Regions from separate parts of the Homo sapiens genome. Here region 1 is linked to region 2. A link is a loop called in an ENCODE intact Hi-C map of the cell type or tissue named here. Cell type or tissue: PC-9. All regions are shown on one strand.

Region 1 (8,000 bases), 1.2 Mb after region 2:
CACCCCTCCCAAATCTCACATCTGGCAGGGTGAACTTTTGAGAAAGGCTAAAATAGGCCGATTGACCCTGTTAGACGTGGCTGGCACGCTACCAGTGCTTTATCTCTACAGCCCTGAAGAGGAGCAAAAAAGTGGGAATGATTTGGCCTCTTGAACAAGCCTTGCAGATGAGTTTGGATTAATCTACTGAGGTAGGGAGCAAGGGAAAATGTGCCTGATGAAGCCTCATAATAAATCAAAGGGACTTGCAACATGGTTAGCTGGTGAAATTCCCAAGATGACTCAAATACTGAAATAACCAAGTTCATCAAGAAAAGTCTTCTAAAGAACATAACTAAAAAGTGAGGTGTTTCCTTATCCTCAGAAAAAATCTAAAATGAAAATTAAGCAAAGGCAAGTTCAGAGGGCTGAGAGAGATACTAGGATAACTGGAGCTTCATTTCATAAGCACATTGAAGGGCAATAAAAGGGAATCCATGGGGTACAAATAAAGGAACCATTGCTGCAGCTTCTCAAAGAGAGTCGTAATTCTTCCCCAGGAAATGATGTCGATACTTAGTAAAATAACAGGCAAATACTGAATAGCAACATAAATACCACAAAGGCTAATGAATTCTAGAGTGGTCACTGCGTGGACTCATAGAAACCTGGAGCCAAGAGTGCTAGGTAAACCTCATGGTTAAAATGTGTACAATAAGTAACAACTATATCCACACCAGTAAGGTTAAAAATGTCTGAGAATCAGAATGTCTGGCAAAGAAAGATTAGGAAGAATAGCCAATTCAACTCTCTTGATTACAAATTGAGACTCAGCAAGGAGAACCAGCTTACCAAGATCCTGGTGCTGGCCAATGGTAAAATGGGAAGTTAGATATAATCTAGTTTTATTTTCTCTGAGAGGCAGTATAATTTTATACTTTTCAACTTCAGTAAAATTTGCACATGTTAGACGAAATGCAACTGTACAACTTGTTCTGCTACTGTGAGCACATGATTTTGGAGTAAGAAAATCTATATATTTTTTACCTTCAGACATGCTATTTTGGAACTTGCAACCCAAGTTCTAACTGTCTTTGTGTCATTTTATCAAAAGCAAAGAGAGAGTTGAGCAACTTGTTTCAGAGAAGAACAAAAGTCAAGAAAGAAAACCACTATCTGAGACAGATGACTGAGAGTCAAGTTGAACTCGAGAATACTGAAAACTCCAGATACTCAAGGAAAAAAGAGAAAGGCAGGCCTATGTCTGTGAGAGGAAAGGGGATCTTACCGTGCTGAAAACCAACTTAAATCAAAATCCAATCTAATTGCAGGCATGTGACCTGATGATACCACCAATGTTATCATGATGGCATTTGTTGAATACTCACCATTTCTCGAGGACTCCAGTCAGCTCTAACACTCAGCAGCCTCTGCCTTCTACTCTTCTCTGAAATGACCAGAGACTAGGTGCAAGAAATAGTGCTGGGCACCAGTGCTGGTGAGCTAGGCTTGCATCTGTCTGGCTTTCCATATTCTAGGAGCTCAGAGCTGGAGGTGATGGGAGTGGGGTGGGCTGTGATACAAATTAGAAGACTATAAGGGCTGCCTCAGTTAGCACAGCAGGACTTTCAGAGGAGGTCAGAGCTGCTCCAGAGACTGGAACTTGGTGTTTGACAGAGGCTGATATAACTAATGTGCATTGACTTTGAAACAGAGTTCCCTGAATTAAAATTCTGGTTCTGCCACTAACTCCATATGAGGTCAAGGAAACTCCTTACTCTATTTCATTTACTTTAAAGCCACATTCTTTTCCCTATATTTTAAAATCTCTGAAATTCTGATATGCCTTATTAACAGTAGTAGCATCTTACAGTTATAATTGGCAGGCTTTTTTTTTTTTATTTCCTTAGGTGGCAGTACCATCTTAGTCAACTCAAGTTACTATAACAAAATGTCATAAACTGAAAGGCTTATAAACAGTAGGAATTTACTTTTCACAGTTCTGAGGGCTGGAATCTGAGATCAGGGTGTCCACATGGTTGGGTTCTTGTGAGGGCTCTACTCCAGATTGCACACAGCTGACTTCTGCTTGTATCCTTACATGATAGAAAGAGCACTAGCTAGCTCTCCAGCCTCTTCTTATAAGGGCACTAATCCCATTCATCAGGGCTACACCCTTTTGACCTAATTACCTGCTGGAGATTCCCACCTTCCACCAGATTGGGATTGGAATTTCAACATACGAATTTTTGGGGAAAACAAACATTCAGTCCATAGCACATGCCTTACAACTGTCAAATCCATTTAAGTTTAGCCTGAGGCTGCCTCCATAACTTGGTCCCTATATAACAAACTGCAATGTTATTTAGGAGTAAAACAAACAGCTCAGTTTCAGCCAATCACAGGCAGCCAACTCATCACACCATGCCCAAATAAGGCAGATACCTAGTAGTAACCAATCAAGTGATTTCTCTACTTGGCTTCTCTGTGTACCCTACAAAAGCTCCTGTTCACATTGCTGGGCAGAGGTCCCTCAACCTCTTCTGGTTCTGAGTGCTGCACGATTCATAAATCATTCTTTGCTCAAATAAAAGACTGCTAAATTTAATTTGCTAGCTGAGTGCAGTGGTTCACACCTGTAATCCTAACACTTTGGGAGGCTGAGGCGAGAGGATTACTTGAGGCCAGGAGTTTGAGAGCAGCCTGGGCAACACAGGGAGGCCCCATCTCTACAAAAAATATAAGAATTAGCCAGGTGTAGTGACACGTGGGGAGGATTGCTTGAGCCCGGGGGGTGGAAGCTGCAGTAAGCCATCATCATGGCACCAAATTCCATCCTGGGCGATAGAGTAAAACCCTGTCTCAAAGGAACATAAATGAATTTCATTTGCTAAATGTTTTCTATTAACACAACCAATGGCAATTTAGGTTTGGCAACATTATTGGTATTTATGATATTTTGTTTAGATGGACATATAGAAACCTGCTCAGAAATTTACTGCAAAGGTTAAATTAGATAACATTTTTAAAAACTTAGAAAAGTATCAGATATATAAGAATTGCCTCAAATGGTAAATGTAGATATTAAATAACTCCCCCTCTTGGCCACCTGACCCAGGCAGGATTGTCCCCAGTTCTTGGCTCACAAGGATTACCTGGGAAAGTAGAATAATAAAAATAGCGACTATTCACAATTGCTTATTTGTTGCCAGACAGTGCGCTCATTGACTTTATGAGCTTTATTCCACTTTCTCTTCACAAACCTCTTAGGATTCTATTATCTGCTTACCTGTCTAAGATCACACAGTTAATAGGAACACTCCATCTTGAATTGTTTCTTCATGACACCAAATTCATGCTTTTCACTATCAACTAGATGAGTACAAGTTGATTACTGCAAGCCCTGAAAACTCCAGGAATTATTCTATAGTCAGTATAGCAGACCTCTTCCTCTGGGCTCTACTATGTGTGGATAATGGACTTTTCTACCCAGCCTAGGAAACTGGATTAATATACTGGAGCAAAATCTCAGAAGCTGGTTGAGAACTACCCAGGTAATACAGCAAAGAATCTGCAAAGATGCCTAACTCTGACTCAACCCAAGATCATTCCTAGCTTCTGGTGCAAAGCTCCAACTATGACAACTTCAAGTAGAAGAAAAGGGGGGTGGGGAAACACCATCAGGGTCTTGTTACAACGGTTTGAACTCAAGCAATCTCACGATGGCTTCTCTGGGCCAAGGCCAACCGCAATGGTGTGTTCCTCACAAGTAGTCTTTTCCCATTTCTTGGACTCCCTGAGGTGTATTCAATAATGCACTCCTCATTCTGAAGCAGATGGAAAAGCGTTTAAAAAGGTGCCAGGTTTATTTATGGAAGCATGAGATTGAATTTAAGAGATGCTCTTTGCCAATATGAAATGTGAACTCTCAAAACAGGAAGTGTGCTTTACTGCCTATTTATTTTACTGCCGTATCAGCTGCCCAGAGCTGAAGAATCCTTCCTCTCAGGAATTATTTATTTTCTAACTTCTGAACCAAAACATCTTGACCATCAAAACTCAAGCTCCTTCCTGCCAGATTCCCAACTACAAACATGTGCCTCTCTGTCTTTCAGAGTGGATCTATCGAGGGTTTCCGTGAAAAACATTTTGAACTCATATTTTGTCCTGAATCTTCATTTTTATGTCCATGGAGAAGTTTCAAACAAATTAAGTCAAACTACAAAACATAATAAAAATTTTAAGTACCTTTTAGAATAATGCAGGGATTCTTGAATTTGCTCATGTATCCTAAGATACCCAATAGTTAATATTCTGTCATCATTTAATTGGTGAGAAGACGTTAATTGTTAAGAAAATGATTAATCATTTGAACTTATCACTATTACTTATGGTAATAAGGAAGAAGTCAACCATACTTTAGTGTGTTGTGCACTACCCAGTTCTCCTCCTGCACTGATAGTTTCACAACTTTGCAGAGTTGAAAGTTACTACTCTAGTCTTCATTAAATAGGCCCAAAATAATTTGCTAGAAACAGTTTTTAATATAAGTAGAAATAGCCTAACATATATGAAAGCACTAAACTGGAACTCAGAAAACTTGTTCTTATTCCAGGATCTATAGATTTCAGCCCTGGTGTGAGCATTTGTGCAAACTTCCCCTCTAAATGCCAGGTCTTCAAGGAGGCACAAGAGATATACATAAATAAAAAACAGGCTATGGGGAGAAGTGAATAATATAACAAAGGACAGAGCTGCTGTGTTAGAGTTCTTTTGGCTTTGAGGAGGAACCATCCCAGTCCAGTCCACAGTGAATACTTGTAAATAGATATGTTTTCACACATGGGCTTTACCTACAAACTTCAAATCCTTGAAACTCTAGGCAGAAGATATGTTACAATGGCGCCACCTTCTGGATACTGTCCAAAACACATATTTTCTTCATATTTTTCTCCCACTCAGAATTCCTCAATGGCTCCCTATTGTTGACAGAAGAGTCTAAAATCTTCAGCATTCAAGGCCTTTTATAATCTAGCACAAGTTTATGTTCAGGTCTCATCTACTGACACTCTACATGGGTAATCTGTGCTACTCGCCAGAATAAATTCAGAATTGTCTGCATTCTAATGTTCAAACCTAGCATTAATTCAATGCAGTTAAGCCAGAGAGAAACACAAAGCAGTTTAGGGGATTCAGGGCCAGAGTCTCAGTTCGAAAATGGCTAGCAGGTATGGGATGTCCCCATACCTACATTATGCAGGTCACTCAGTGCTCACAACAAGACAGCTCTTCTCTGTGGCTATTTAGAGGTTTAAATAGAAGCAAAGTTAGCCATAGATAAAACAGATTAAAGGACATAAGTACACACAAAAAATGTACATAATAAAAATAAATATAAGGAAACAGATGGCTAAATTCACAGATGATCAAAAATGCATGGTAAAGTCAAGCAATATTATGTTTGTCCATCAAACTTGTAAAGATTCTTTTCACACTGATGGTGATGCCATGTTGGTAAGGGCCCAGGAAATAGGCAACCTCATCAACTTCTGCAAGGCAGCATTGCTGGAGGGCAATCTGCAAACATTCAGCACAAGCTGAGAACTGTCCTTACATTATAATCCTGAAATTCTATTTTAAAACTTTACTTTAGGATATTATCATAGTTTTATACTAAGAAATATCTACTGGAATGGTAATTATCACTGCAACATTAATTATTATAGAGAAAACGTTGAAATAAGTTGCACGGCTAACCATAGGAGATTTAATATATTCATATAATAAATTTAAATAGTCATTAAAACTGTTATTATGGCAAAAGTGTCCATTACATGTCTATTGTTCATATTATGCTATTAAATGAAAAACAGATTAAAATCCAATGTATTCTGTCTGATTCTATTTTTGTTTTTTAAAATGCGTGCATAGAACGATAATCAGAATTACTACACAAGATCAGTGGTGTCTTATTCAGGTGGCAGCAGTATAAATTATTTTAGTTTTATTCTTTCTCAAATTTTAAAATGTATTATAATAAATCATATATTTCTTTTATAATCATACTAGTTTTAAGAAAGAAAATGATAATAAAAACCCAATAAAAGCAAGATGTCTATTAAGTGGTATCTGTATATAATATTCAATTTAACTGAATTCCGCTTGTCATGATTTTTGGTTTTGGTCAGTGCCTACCACAGCTCAAAGTCTCTGGGATACCTAATATTTCCTTCTTCACTACATCCAATGTGGGTGTGGGTGTGGTGAAATGGTACCTGAACAATAGCAAGTAAACCCTGTAACTGAACAAAGCCTTCTGCAAAGCAACATACACGCTTGTATAAAGAGCCAGAAAAATAGTTATGTGTTTGCACCTGATAATTCCATTATAAGGGGATTCCATTCTGACATAATTACCTTGAAAGAAGGCAAATATCCATGCTCAAAAATACTTATTGCTGAGTTATCATTAATAATGAAAAATTTGGAAACAATCTAAATATCCAGTAATAGGTAAATGGTTAAGTAGATCCAATGGAAACTGAAGTACTAATTAAAATAACTCTTATGGAAATGACATAGCAGGATGATATATGCCCATGGCATAATGTTAAGTGAAAATAAGTAGAACAAAATGCAGTTGGCTTCCTCTGATTATGAGTACGTAAAAATAAGTCTGCATGCAAAGAAAGAGGAGATGAAAATATGTAAAGAGAAGACATAACAATCAAAATTGTCTTGCATTTCATTGTTTTTCTTCTCGAAATGAAAGTCAGCTACGCTCTTTTTAGGTACTAAATCCCTGCCTCAAATGAGTGGCTAGAATGAAAATCCACAGTTGCCCAGTGCCATGAAAAATTATGAGAATCTGAAGGTTCGAGCAACAGCAGAAACACTTTGTGTCCACGACAGCTTCCTAAACAAGTCTGCTCAAGGAAAAACTCCATTCTCTGGTGGGTTTTTCAAAGGATGAGATTTGTCTGCTCAAACAAACTATTTTTTAACTCTGATGTCACAGAACAATATATAGGGCTCTAACCTTTATTCTACACCCGAATTGATTCAATGACTAGAGATTTTATAGCAGGAACTTGGATCTTCAGTTTATATAACTTAATCCCTTTGTAATTTTCTCTTATACAGAGACACCCTATTTTGGAGAGCAATGGACAAACCCTCCCTAAGTGACCCAGGGCATCCAGATCCAAACAAGGAAAGAGATTTAAAGAAAGAGACAAATTAGCCTTTAATAGAAGGAGGAATGAGCCAGCTCAGTGCCGCATTCTCTGGAACAGCAGATCCTCTAAGGACGTGGCTCCGCTCTCAAGGAGGTTGGCCTGGCAACTCATTTACACACTCCACTTGGGGGAAATTCTTTTCAGCACTAGCCAACATGCCGACCCAGGCTCCTTTGCCGAGCAGCCTTGAAAGCTTGCACACATTTAGAGAAAATACTTTCAAATGACTCTGGAGTTCTGCTTTATGTTTCATATTCCTTTGAACTTATTACCTCTTTACAATGTCTTGGACTATTAGTTTGGGAACATTTAAAGTTAATGACTATATGGAAAGTAAAACAACACTTTGATGTTGCCCAAGTCATTCATTTCTCTTTCATACACAGGAGGTTATAGAAGGGCTGGGTGATGCCAGACCAAGCCATTTCAGGAATAAATAACGTATTTGGGGGTCTATATAGATTGTTGCTCACGGGAAAATGAGAATAGATCAGCTCTGGAATGTCTAAGGGAACCAAGGCCATGATTAATGAGGGTCAACTTTAAAACCAGAGCACACACAGATAGGATTACTTCACACAGAGAGCAGAGTCTGTCTGACCCAGGCTACCCTAATGCAATCTCCTGAGGCACATCATTCACAAATCTTGCTGGTTTCAGGGATACACTGACAGTAAAAGAGATACAGAGAGAACTTCCTTTGGCCATAGGGAGACAGGACCAAAGTGCCATAAATGCAATGATGATGGCTATTAAGGCAAGTTGGTAAGTATTTCTAGAAGT
Region 2 (8,000 bases):
TGTGAAACCCTAGGCCCCAGGTGGGCTCAAGGGGTGGCTGTTTGTGGGGATGCACATGGAGCTTGAACGTGTGGCCTGCTGACTATGATGGTAAATGGGCCTCCTTATATATTCTAGCCTTGGGCTAGAAGTCCTGGTTCAGTCTTGGAGGCTCTGTGGTCCCAGAGCTGTACACAGCCTAAGCCTACATCATCAATGCAGCTACCCACCCTCCCCCAGCCTCACCTTCCACCATCTGGGCTGTTCCTGAAGCAGCAGCCTCTGATCACAGTCTCCCTCCCACCCATCACACGCTGCCATATTGTTGGAGTCGAAAGAATAGGAAAGCACTTGGAATGTGACTGAAACCGTATGTAGCTGTATATTGTTTTTCCCAGAAAAGAATCCTAATTAGGTCAATTCCATATTGCTCCTATGGTCTCAGATGCACAGTAAAGCAGGCCTTCACAGTATACAAACAGCCTCTGTCTCTGAGGATGGAGGGAAGGGGAGAGACTGCCTCGAAAAAGACCCCACATGCTAATACAGAATGGATTCGTCACAATCACTGAGACCTGATGAGCCACTCAGTGTGGACTAACTTATTGTAAGCCCTCAACAAACGCAAAAGCCTTAACCCAGCAGTAACTTGCCAGAGACCATATCCAATAGGACCTGTGTCTTTTTCTTTGCATTTAATGTGTTCTGAGGTTCAGGGGGGCTATTTTCCCAATTGTTACACATCTCTTTCTTTAGCTTTGATCTGAGCTCCTCATACACATCCCAGCACTGGGACTTTCAGCAGCAGGCGTCCTGGAAGCCTACTTTGGTAACAGGACCTAGGTAAGCCATGCTATTCTGCAAAGGGAACAATTATGTTCCCCCAAACACACAGAAGCATCAGAATTCACAGCATGCACTTTACAAGGGCAATAAAGTTTTATATGCAGCTCAGTGAAATACCGAATACAGCCAATTGTCCACCAAAATAAACTGATGGGAGAGAGAATGGCTATATTTGGCTCAGACTTAATTATTTTGCATTTGTACTTCTCAATTCCATGTAATAAAATTCCATTCTGCCCTTATTTCCTGGTTAGGTTACTTAATCTCAACTTCGGTAACTGAGCCCTTGAGTGGAGTAGACTGTCCAATGTCAGTGGTAAGAAAATGTGAAAGGTTTGACATCAATTACAACATTACACACAACATAAAATTTAACAACTTGAATCAGGCTTTCATTGCTCTTTAAAGAGACCGTATGGCTTTTTAAGATCTAAAAATTAATCAGTTTCTAAGAGTCATACCTTTTTGAAAGTCCCAGATTTTACTCTTAGCTTGAGAGGTAAGAGGGAACCTGTCTCTATCTCTGTCATCTCTCTTTCATTTTAAAAAATCGCCTCCCTTTCATTTAAAAAAATGTTCCCCTTTTCATTTAAAAAATGCTATCTAAGTTCTTTTGTTTTTATTTTTCTAGGGAGGTGATTTTCCTTTAATGAAAGAAAAAGTGAAGGATATAGAAATTGAATTGTTGTGCTAAGGTTTTAAGTTTTTGGGGGGACCATGGCAAAAACACAATGATCTTACATTTGGCCACGAATGAGGGCACCCCGGGCAGCAGCCAGTGGCGTCACTAGGACCAGGAAGGCTCTGAGGACCCCTGCTTTGTGGTCTGTGTCAGAATCTGTATGGCAGCTTTCACTCCATTGCTACTTGACACTTGATCGTCTCATAAAACACCACATGTAATTCAGCAGTGTCGGCCCATAACAGGCCAACATGTGGCAAGAACAGGAGTAAATGACCTGCCTCCTTTAATAAGTGTGGTCTCTGCAGGTCAGCCCTGAGGTCAAAGGCAGAGCAACAGGGCAGACAGGGCGGCAGCTGTGCGTTCTGGCAGAACACGGGAACTGAGCCTGGTGAAGATATGTCTGCTTTCTTTCTGCTTCTCTCAAGACGGATGATGTATAAAGTGAGATTGTAAACTGACTGAACGTGGTTGCATGTCCTATTTGAATTTGTATTCCCAGCATAACTTGGATCATGGCACACTGAATGAACGTCTTAGACACAAATAACCATACTGATAGACCGATGTGATGCCCCATCATCCTTCAGTGTTGCCATCACCCTGATATCCCCTGATCTTGTCACGGAAAGGCATGCATCAGGAAGTTTCTGTTAACCATGGGCCGAACGCTGAGTGCTCTTTGAGGAAGGAGGATGCATGCCAGAGTGTGTTGAGGACTTGAGTGACCACAGCAGGGTCCCTCTCTGCGTCCATCCTGCTGCATCTTATTCCTAGAGATTTCCCATCTGCTCTGCCCGGTTTGGAAGAAATAGGCATCTTCTTCATATAAGAGTCCTCTCTGCAGGGCACCATTCACCTGGCCCATCCTTTCCTTTGCCAATCAGTGCTGCCCAAACTACAGCAGACAATCACATTCTGCCCTAACATGCTCATGAGCCTTAAATAAAAAGTGTTCTGAAAATCCCAGTAATTGCTTTGACCTTTGAAATATTGTTTTCTTGTATGAAAACCTGAGGATAAAGCTGGTCAGTTTGATAATGGTCACATGTTATCACATGCAGCTAAACCCTTGGTAAGGTCAGGACTTAATTACCAGAGACTCAAGAACCAGCAGCCCTCAGAAAAGGTCAACTGGGGTTTCTCCTTTTTTCTCCAACCACAGCATCTACAAGAAAAAGGCAAAAAAAAAAAAAAAGAAAAAAGAAAAGAAAAGAAAAGAAAAAGCAACATAGTACACCTGTGCCAAAGGATTAGTCTGGAAAGCAATATACAGGGTATGCCTCCTTGGGGGCATCATCGTCAGGACAATCTCCCTCTTTGTCCCTAGTCCTATTTGTGGGACTCTGGGGAAAATGAGTCCCCTGTACTCATGTGTGGGAGCCACCATGCCTAGCACCAGGGCTAATGCATTTTAGAAAAACTTGAAACACATCACAAAGGTATAAACAGAAGTTTAGGCTTCAACCACAGATAGCCAGAAAACGAAATTAACCCTCGGCACTAACACGCACTACCTTCTGTGATGAATGTTTTAAATCGACTTACATTTTTTGGAGCAGTTTTGAGTTTGCAGCAAAATTGAGCAGAAAATGCAGAAAGCTCCCATAACCTCCTGTCCTGCAAACACATCCTTCCCCACTATCAATTTGGGTCACCATAATGGTACATTTGTTACAACTGATGAGCCTTCGTTGACAAATCATTATCACTCAAAGTCAGTAGTTTACATGAAAGTTCACTTTTGGTGTTGTTTATTTCATGGGTTTTGATAAATGTATAATAACATGTATCTGACATTTGAATTTGGTTTTTACTTAAGTTGTCTTTTACAAAAGGTAATTTTGGTAACAACCCAATTAAAAAAAATCCTCATTTAAAAAAATCACAAAATAAAAGAAATCTTGCTATTTAAAATATTTTAATTAATATCTGAATTTACTGTTATTCCTTCTGGAAATAAATTAGTGATGGAATAAATAATGAATATAGACAGCAGTGGTACTATCCATTAGAAAACATTTAATCCACAACCGGGAGAATTAGAGGCAACAAAACCATTTTTATTACCATGCTTATCACAAATCCCCCACATAATTTTATGAGAAAGGTCATTAAACTTGTAGCTACTGCATTATCTTTTTCCTTGGACCATTTCTGAAACAACATTAGTTTTTCACACTTCTTTACATTTCAAACATTAAAAAAGCCTTAATCGATGCTTTTACATAAAAAGCAAAGGGCTAGGTTTCCCACCATAAAACGTTATGTTGTTTACACAAAAACTGCAGCTAACCTCGTAAAACTCAAGTGATTTCCCAGTGGGGTCCTGCAGGGACACTTGGCTATAGCAGGCGCCACACTGATTTCCAACGCTGAGGCAAAGCGTACTTCCTGTGGAAAGCTGTTCTCAGCTCCGGCCATTACTAATCAGGCTTTTCGACTGGGGCACCCCAAACAGGCATCTTCTCTCCATTCAAGGCCTGCAAAAGACACCTCTAAGCAACTAGGAAAACAATGTAAGGTAGAAAAATTCCACACAAATATTAATTCTTGCAGTCCCATTCATCTTTATCTCCAGACTCCTGAGACCAGAGCTTTCTGGAACCCCTACTGCGTCCTTGGGGTCAGCTTCCAGGACAACTCTCTTGGATAGAAATGATAGAATGTCTTTGGAGAGAAGAACTGCCCACTGGTATCACACTTTCCCAGAAACCACATGTTCTTTCAAAACCTTCCATTAGGTGTCAGCGGCTCTTAAAATATACGAATGGCAAGATTTTTTAAATCTTTGCTTCCTGAAGTTGAGTAATCAAGCCAAAATGCTCTGGAAAGCTAAAAGTCATTGACTGTTTTCAAATGTCTGGTTTTCAGATAAAAACCAGGATAGGTATTTTTTTTAAAAGTTAATTGCTGCTTCTCTTATGAGAGTGAATATATGAACCACTTTTCCAGTTTTAAGTTTGAAGGTTGGGTGTTTGCTTTCAATCATGCATAACAATTTATTTGCAACTTCAGGGAATTGTTTTCATGTAGAATAATTTTGTAAATAAGGGATATTTTAAGAATCTACCTCATGACCACCTTCTTTGTGGATACTCACTCAGGAATCTCACTAGACCATCCCTTATTATACTGAGCAGATACAGGGAGAATAACACAAATAACACAAGTGCTTTCTTTTTTTTTTTTTTTTTTTTTTTGAGACAGAGTCTCATTTTGTCACCCAGGCTGGAGTGCAGTGGTGCGATCTCGGCTCCCTGCAACCTCCACCTCCCGGGTTCAAGCGGTACTCCTGACTCAGCCTCCCAAGAAGCTGGGACTACAGGTGCCCGTCACCATGCCCAGGTAATTTTTGTATTTTCAGTAGAAATGGGGTTTCACCATGTTGGCCAAGCTAGTCTTGAACTCCTGACCTCAGGTGATCTGCCTACCTTGGTCTCCAAAAGTGCTGGGATTATAGGTGTGAGCCACTGCGCCAGGCCCACAACAGTGTCTTTGAAGCTATCGAGCAAGAAGGATTTACTCTGCCTTATATGATTCCAAAGTGTTTACATGTTGAGGACTTTGGAACTCAACTTTGTTTCTTTCGAGCCAGAATTAGAACATGGGCCTTCTAACTACAGAACCCTTCTCTTGAAGATTATGCTATAGTGCCCTTGAGGAAGTATAGAGGGAAGAAGAGCCAGGCCTAGTCTTCCTCAAGATAAGTTTAAAGTCTAGTTGGGAATATAAAACAGAAATGCATACATGAAGACTAATAATACAAGGTAATTGTTGATGGGATGGTGTGGTTAATAAATACTGATGACAAACAAAGAAGCTAAGTTGTTAGGGATGGTTTGCTATTAATAGATGACCTGGGACTTTATCTGGGACTTAAAAGATCAGTAAGATTCATCTAGGCATAAGAAAGAGAAAAGGCCAGTGATGACCAGACAGATCAGATAGGATAGAGTACAGCTTAAGTATGGAAAGATAGGCTAGGGTCAAATTATGGAGAATCTTGAAAGGCAAACTGTGGATTTTGGAGAGGCTGGAGTAGACACTCGCTAAACTTTAGTTTTCTCTCTCTCGATGTCTTTCTGTGCTAGGTGCTATAGTTTCCTGAAAGGGTAATAATAATTATTTTTAAAGTGGTCTAATAATGTACTGACTTGTTTTTCTGCTTTTCCTGGATCTTTTGGAATAATGGTACATTAATTTCATAATAGTCCAAATAATCTTTATGGACATGATATACAAGTAGTCCTTTTTCCTGGGGGCATAAGTACATTCTCCTAGCCAATCTCACGTAGACTATATGGTCTCAGTGTCCACCATTTTTCCTCTTCAGTTATTTTAAAAGTATCATAAAGATTATTTTTGCGCAACTATATAGGGTGCATAGAAGCGTTTACTTTTTATGTTTTAAAGGATTTTTAGTGTGTCCGAGAACAGTTGGAGATTTCCTTCATCTAAAGTCCATAGCTCTGGGGTCCTTGAAGGTAAATGCAGTCCTTCTCTAATCAGATTTTCACTTTAAACAAAAAAGTTCTGTGATTCCTCCAAGGCATGGAAGGATGAGAGTTTCTAATCAGATGAGCTCCCATTTGTCTTTCAAATTTCACAATCCTACAAGGAAGCTTTGCTCACAGTTGTGTGAAGGTGATTCTGAAAGCTGAAGGGAGTTAGACATGGGAAGATAATTCCCAAAATAGTGAAAAGGAAGATTTTATTATTTTGTTGCTTTTTTTCCTTTTTGGTAAGAAGGAATTTGGTGGAGTTAGTTATTTGGCAGTGCATGTTTGGGCTGAAAACATCAATTTTCTTTGCCAAGCTTCCTAAAAATAGTCTTTCTTCAGGCGAGGGCCCTCTCAACGTGAGCAGTGTTCATATGAAATAGGACATGTTGCGTTAATGTAATTACCTATTGACCTGAAGATTTCAATTGCAATGAGACAAAAAATGTGGAATTATACTTCTTGCAAAGTTATGAGCTCTCCTTGTTCTGTGTGTTTAACAATAAGTTCTTTCATGACGTGACACCATGGTAGTGGGTGGTGAAATCCGATACCTGGCAAAAATACAATGGAATTATATAATACCAAAAAAGTCGATTGTTTTCCCTTTGGCTAATTAACTCCTCTGACCAGGGAAGTACTGAGGATGAGGTCAGCTGGTGGCTTTTGTTCTCCAAGTAGTTTCCATGCCCTTTTAGTCACTGCCTGAATAGTGTGTGGTTATAAAAGGAAGAAGTCCAGGTACTACTGGAGCACAACCTAGAATGGGTGTTGCTATGGTTTGGTAGCAGCTTTACTGACTTCATGGAATTCGTCTTGCTGGGATCCTGCCCATCACTCAGGCTTGAGTCAGTAAGTCAATGTCCATAGCTCTGCTCCTTCATTTCCCCAGGATTTTTTGCACACTGGTATATAATAGTGCAGGGGCACACAGGACTATTTAAGAAAATATATATACATTTTTTTTTTTTGCCAGCTAGAGGCCTGACATGAGAATTTTGATATAATTGGGATGCAAACAACCCAAATGCAGTAATTGTTGTTGTTCTTATCTTACAGATGGGAAAAACGAAGTTTAGAGGATAATGTACTGATTTGTTTTTTCTGCTTTTCCCAGGTGTTTTGGAATAATCATACATTAATTTGTAATAGTCCAAATAATCTTTGTGATTTTTTTAAAAGAACTGAAGAGGAAAGATGGTGGACACTGAGACCATATAGTCTATGTGAGATTGGCTAGGAGGATGTACTTATGACCCCAGGAAAGGGATGGAATACTTGAACAAAACACAGAGAAAGCAAATCATAAAGCAAGTAATTGATACATTTGCCTATATTAAAATTACAAACTTCTGCATGATAAAAGAAACCATAGACAAAGGGAAAGACAAGCTATTGAATGGGAGATGTTTTCACCACATATGCTAACAAAGGACTAGTATCTGAAACATATTAGAAAGTTCCTGCAAATCAGTAACGGCAAGAACAGTAGCTCAAGAGTGAGAAAAGTAGCTGAATACAAATAATCAACTAATTTTGTTTGGCAACTCACAGAAAACATTACTGTCCAGTAAAAATACAAGAAGATGCTCAAACTCATGAGAATGAAGGAAAACAATAAATGCCATTTAACACTCATCCATTTGGCAAAAATGGAAAAGTCTGACACAACCAAGTGTTACAAATAAAGATGTAGAAAATGAGGAAATTGGCAGGGGGCAGTGGCTCACACCTGTAATCCCAGCACTTTGGGAGGCTGAGGTGGGTGGATCACCTGAGGTCAGGAGTTTGAGACCAGCTTGGCCAACATGGTGAAACCCTGTCTCTGCTAAAAATACAAAAATTAGCCGGGTGTGGTGGCATGCCTGCAATCCCAGCTACTGGGGAGGCTGAGGCAGGAGAATTGCTTGAACCTGATAGGCGGTGGTTGTAGTGAGCTGAGATTGCGCCATTGCACTCCAGCCTGGGCAACAAGAGCAAAACTCTGTCCA

What was found. Hi-C counts contacts between places; a loop is a spot of excess contacts. Peaks named below come from ENCODE experiments on the same cell type or tissue, not always from the same donor. Only the 100,000 strongest peaks of a DNase experiment are listed, where the experiment ranks them.
Region 1: it touches region 2 in a loop (7-fold over the local background); 3 of 110 quality-filtered maps call a loop at or near these places.

The regions. Positions count from the first base shown.
Region 1 is chr2:18,432,515-18,440,514 of GRCh38, reverse strand. The region is part of intron 4 of LOC105373454 (a long non-coding RNA gene); the gene reads right to left. Among named protein-coding and RNA genes, the nearest start is that of RDH14, 120 kb to the left of the region's middle. In PC-9, CTCF peaks have their summits at 4,692 and 4,897 (motif pointing left); a DNase peak (open chromatin) is centred at 4,884.
Region 2 is chr2:19,663,538-19,671,537 of GRCh38, reverse strand. The region is part of intron 1 of LOC124905977; the gene reads left to right. Among named protein-coding and RNA genes, the nearest start is that of LINC01808, 200 kb to the right of the region's middle. In PC-9, a CTCF peak has its summit at 4,250; no DNase peak of the experiment used is centred here; H3K27ac peaks cover 819 bases.